Regions from separate parts of the Homo sapiens genome. Here region 1 is linked to region 2. A link is a loop called in an ENCODE intact Hi-C map of the cell type or tissue named here. Cell type or tissue: heart left ventricle. All regions are shown on one strand.

What was found. A loop is a pair of places that touch in the nucleus more often than their neighbours do. Peaks named below come from ENCODE experiments on the same cell type or tissue, not always from the same donor. Only the 100,000 strongest peaks of a DNase experiment are listed, where the experiment ranks them.
Region 1: it touches region 2 in a loop (2.2-fold over the local background); 2 of 110 quality-filtered maps call a loop at or near these places.

What each region holds. Positions count from the first base shown.
Region 1 is chr5:79,964,036-79,966,535 of GRCh38, forward strand. The region is part of intron 2 of LINC01455 (long intergenic non-protein coding RNA 1455); the gene reads left to right. All of the region lies in intron 2 of LOC105379048 (a long non-coding RNA gene), which reads left to right. Among named protein-coding and RNA genes, the nearest start is that of MTX3, 26 kb to the right of the region's middle. In heart left ventricle, no CTCF peak of the experiment used is centred here; no DNase peak of the experiment used is centred here.
Region 2 is chr5:80,069,028-80,071,527 of GRCh38, forward strand. THBS4 (thrombospondin 4) reads left to right here. Exons shown (of 22, transcript NM_003248.6): 11 at 1,279-1,383; 12 at 1,616-1,723; 13 at 1,994-2,153. All of the region lies in intron 6 of THBS4-AS1 (THBS4 antisense RNA 1), which reads right to left. Among named protein-coding and RNA genes, the nearest start is that of THBS4-AS1, 13 kb to the right of the region's middle. RefSeq lists an enhancer at 1,162-2,361. In heart left ventricle, no CTCF peak of the experiment used is centred here; DNase peaks (open chromatin) are centred at 714 and 1,194; H3K27ac peaks cover 1,085 bases.

The sequences.
Region 1 (2,500 bases), 100 kb before region 2:
TACACACTGGCACCAGCATCTAATTGTTTAATGAACATTACATGGCCTGGATCCTATTACTAATGTTTCTCTTCTTTGACATATGTCCACTGATGAAGGAAAGTTCTTTTTGGGTTGCAAAGTGGCTTTCAGAATTTGGACGCTCTGAAAGATAACAAACAGGCAACATCTTTTACTTCTTGCTCACAAGTAAATTTCTGGCAGTTTTTGACAGGTCATAAACACACATGAAATGCTAAACGTAGTGGGTTGTTAGATGCTTTCCTTAAAGTTGAAAAACATTTTTAAAATAAGTTTCCTTATGTCTACTTTTTTCCACATTCTCAACTCTGACATTCAAATGCACTTCACGAACCGACACGTAATAACATTTGAAAACCAAATTTGGAAAACCTTCACGAATTCAGACTTCACTCTTAGAGAATTTTCAAAGCATTCTTGAGACAAGCAAATCGAGGCTGTGAATAAGATTACTGAGAATAATGCTTACTTAAGAGAAATATTCATGTTTGTTAGATATGCACAAGCAGTTAATTACATTTGGAGTTGTGCTTGTTTAGGTCCTTTTGTGAGAGCACTGACACTGTTTAGAACTTTCTAGAAAAGCTTTCATCCATTGGTTTCTGTGACTTCACTCTTCCTTGTATTTCCAATGGGCTCCCTGGACGCATCTCCTCAAGCTCTTTTGTGGGTTTTTCTTCCTCACCCAGCTACTTCAAAGGTGGAGTTACTTAGGGTTCCATCCATAAACCTCTTCTTTTCTCACTCCACAAACTCACCCAAAGGTTTGAATTAACTATATGCAGATAATGCTCATGTTTATGTCTCCAGCCTCAATCTCTTCCTTGAGCTCCCTCATGTGTATCCTGTCTTAGTGGGTGACTCCACTATCTATTGCTAGTCTAAGCCTTAAACCTGGAATTTATGCTTAATTCCTCTCTCCCTTCCCATCATCATCCTAAATATCACTTTAAACATCCACCCTGTCTCTTCCCACTGTTGTCAACTTATTCCTGCCATCATCCTTTCTTGTCCAAATTTCTATAGCAATCTTTTAACTGATCCATCTGCTTCTAAAACCTTTCTCCTGCTAAGACCACAGAAATTTTTCTAGAATGCAAATCTGAACGTGTCACTCCTCTGCTAAAAAAACTTGTTCAGGGCCGGGCATGATGGCTCATGCCTGTAATCTCAGCACTTTGGAAAGCTGAGACGGGTGGATCACCTGAGGTCAGGAGTTCGAGACCAGCCTGGCCAACATGGTGAAACCCCGTCTCTACTAAATATACAAAAAAAAAAAAAAAAAAAATTAGCCGGGCATGCTGGTGGGTGCCTGTAATCCCAGCCACTTGGGAGGCTAAGCAGGAGAATTGCTTGAACCCAGGAGGTGGAGGTTGCAGTGAGCCGAGATCGCGCCATTGCACTCCAACCTAGGCGACAGAGTGAGACTCTGTCTCAACAACAACAACAACAACAAATTGTTCAGGACTCTCATTGCCCTCAAGATAAAGCCCACACTTCGCTTAGGCTGACAAGGGCCTTCATGATGGAGACCACATTCCACCCTCAGCATAACTCTTGCACACCAGACTGAATGCACTGTTTGCATTTTCTGTTCCATCTGATTAGAATGCCATCCCCCTCACCTCCACTCTCCCCTGGATCTATAAAGCTTTCTTCCATCTAAGATATCACCTCCCCTGGGAAGCTTCTCATCCTTCCCAAGATTGAATAAGGGACCTCTCCTATATGCTTCTATAGTACTTACATCCTATATTACCTATATCACAGCACTCAACACTCTGAATTTCAGCAGCAGCTTTATTCATCAGTTTTCTCAGATGATTGTAAAAACCTTCAAGGTATCTTCCTCATCATATCTCCAATAATCAGCTCATTCTAGATTCTTGAAAAACATTTGACAGATAGATGAATGCAGTTACTTTAAAGATCTGTTTCTCAGTTTCCTGATTCTAAATTCTGAACAGGGAGAATCTAATTTGCCCAGCTTGGGTCAGTTTCCATCCCTGGTCCAATGAGCTGAGCTAGGGGTGTGAGAGTATGGATGGAATCTCTTAGAAAGGAGTGTGGGGTTAGAAGCAATGGGTGGCATGCATAACCAAATTATACAATGTTCTTCATTGAAACAATAAAACTGCATTGTAGTTTTTAAAAGTCATATGTTATATATTTTTCATTAATTCATGAGCCTCCTTTCATTAGTTCATTATAAAAAGGTATCACTGTACCTTCATTTTAATACATAAAATAAAAATTATACAGTCACTTTTTACTTATTATTAGGGACTCATTCATCCAACTGTTCACAAATATTACTAAGTACCTACTATGTGCGAAGCTCTGTGCTAGGGACTCGGTAGATAGCAGAAAATAAAATCAAATCCCTGCTGTCATGGTGCTTGCTTTAAAAAATGTAAAACACAGATGCAGCATTTTAAATTAGAAAACTTAATATGAAAGAAGACAATAGGATGTTCTG
Region 2 (2,500 bases):
GGATCCTAGGCACTGAAAAATCAGCAGACTTCAGCTGCCCCCCTCCTCTGCACTTCCTGGGATGCCAGGCCCTCGGCCGGTGGCCCGTCAGACTCTGGGGTCACTGGTTCACAGTGATCACCCCTGAGTAGCAAGATGGATTCTCGGAGCCCTTTTCCATCTTTATCTCAAAGTTATGCTTCTTTATCTTTATGCATACACAATTTTCCACAATGAGCCTACCACTTTTCAAATAGGAAAAATAAGAGTCAAAAATGAGTTAATAAATAAATATAATGAAGTCAGCCCTCCTTGGCAATACAGATATTCTGTAACAAGGTCAGATGGAAGAATGTGGTGTATCAGAGGGGGAATAACCCCAGCAATTTCCTGAATTCCTCATGGTTGGGCTTGTTTATTACCAAAAAGCAGTCATTGAGAAACAAGTGTATATCTCTGTTGAAATCCCCATTTTCTGTGAACAAATTGACAACTCCCCTGGGATGATGGGTGATGGGGCTCTTAATATGTTTTTGAATTTGTAATAAGGCACAACGACAGATGGTAAAGGATTAATAAACTTGGCGTGACTACTAAAATAATTGAATCTGCCAGAAAATAGCTCATTAAAAATGTATTTGTTCCTAGAGGACATTTTTTCCTCATTAAAGTGAGTCAAGGATCAGCCTCGTGGATCAGCCTTCCAGGCCTTCCAAAGGCCCTGCTGGGGCAAGTGAGCAGGAACCAGGAGCCCGGGAGGGTCTCTCTGGAGTTCTGCCTCCTAAATCCTGGTTGCAGAGGGAGAGCACAGATGATTGAGAATAAGCAGGCTGTGGCTGAGGAAGTCACTGGTCTGAAAGCTTTTGGGTGGTGAGGCCAGGAAATTTAACCTGTGCTCACATAAGTCTGATTTCCCTTGGCCCAGACTCTGCTCCTCAGACTCTCTCCCTCTTCCTTCCTTTACCTCCCGTCCCAGGTCAGCTTTCTCTCCCTCTGCGTTTCCAGTTCCCTGTGACCTTCTGGGTCCCCTCCTCCCATCTCCCTTCTGCTGCTCTGCCTGTTCCTGGAAGTGGGAGTGGGAGGGAGAGTTTTCTCTCTGAGTCTCCCTTTATATCTTTGAATAGTGAACCATTACACTATTCAAGTGCAATTAAATAGTTTCTAAGCCCCACCCAACAAGGCTGAGTGACTCTGGGCCCTCCCCCTGGGATTGAGCAAAGGAGCAGAGAGGCCCTTGTCAGCCACCAGCTTCCTGCCAGGCTCAGCTTCCCAGGCCTCTGATGGGCTTTCCCTTTACAGTGTGGAGTCGGTTGGGCTGGAGATGGCTATATCTGTGGAAAGGATGTGGACATCGACAGTTACCCCGACGAAGAACTGCCATGCTCTGCCAGGAACTGTAAAAAGGTAAGGGGTGTGGGGTGGCAGTAGGCACACATGCACTGTGGCTTTCCAAAGTCACATCTTCTATGGGGAGAGGTTCTGTGGATCTAATTTAAAATTGTACTTGTAAAGTAGCTGCATCTCAGAGGAAGTGAAACAGCCACCAACAATAAAGCCACAGTGTCTTGAGGTCAGAAACAGTTACTGGCTTAACACAAATGTAGGATGTCACTCGGAACTGCATTTTCCCCCTAAGGACAACTGCAAATATGTGCCAAATTCTGGCCAAGAAGATGCAGACAGAGATGGCATTGGCGACGCTTGTGACGAGGATGCTGACGGAGATGGGATCCTGAATGAGCAGGTACCTGCTTCGCTGGGAGGGCCTGTGAATTGCCACGTACCAGGGATGATGGGAGAAAGCCTGTGATGTCAACTATGTATATGAATCATCCCAAATGTTAGTTTCCATGCCTGCATTCCACAGCACTGCAGCTTTTTACCCTATAAGATTCACAGATGTTTGAAATATAAAACTGACAAACTTGGGCCACCAGAGTGCTGATGCTTCACAACAATGGAGGAAGTGGATTTAGTAAAAGTCTGAGTGATGTTCTGTCCTTTCATCTTTTAGGATAACTGTGTCCTGATTCATAATGTGGACCAAAGGAACAGCGATAAAGATATCTTTGGGGATGCCTGTGATAACTGCCTGAGTGTCTTAAATAACGACCAGAAAGACACCGATGGGGATGGAAGAGGAGATGCCTGTGATGATGACATGGATGGAGATGGTAGATTTATCTTGCTTTTGTCTTTTATTTGGAATTCAGTTGACCTTGTTCCATTGTTCTCTGAGAGAGTAGGAATAGAATGACTGATTCGGAGCCTTCCAGCTGTGGGTGGCTCATTGTGGCCTGCATCTGGAAGACCCAAGGTGGACTTGTGTCTATGGAAGGAGACCCCACAGCCCACTCCACTACCTAATGGCTCTGGATGTTTCCAGGACTCTGTATCATTGCCAGAAACTTTGTATGACCCCTTCAAGCAGTGTCTTGTCAGAGTGTGTCTTTATGGGGTATCTCCCTTCCCATTTCTACCTGTCCTCACTCTCCACTATCCTTTCTACATGTGAGAGACC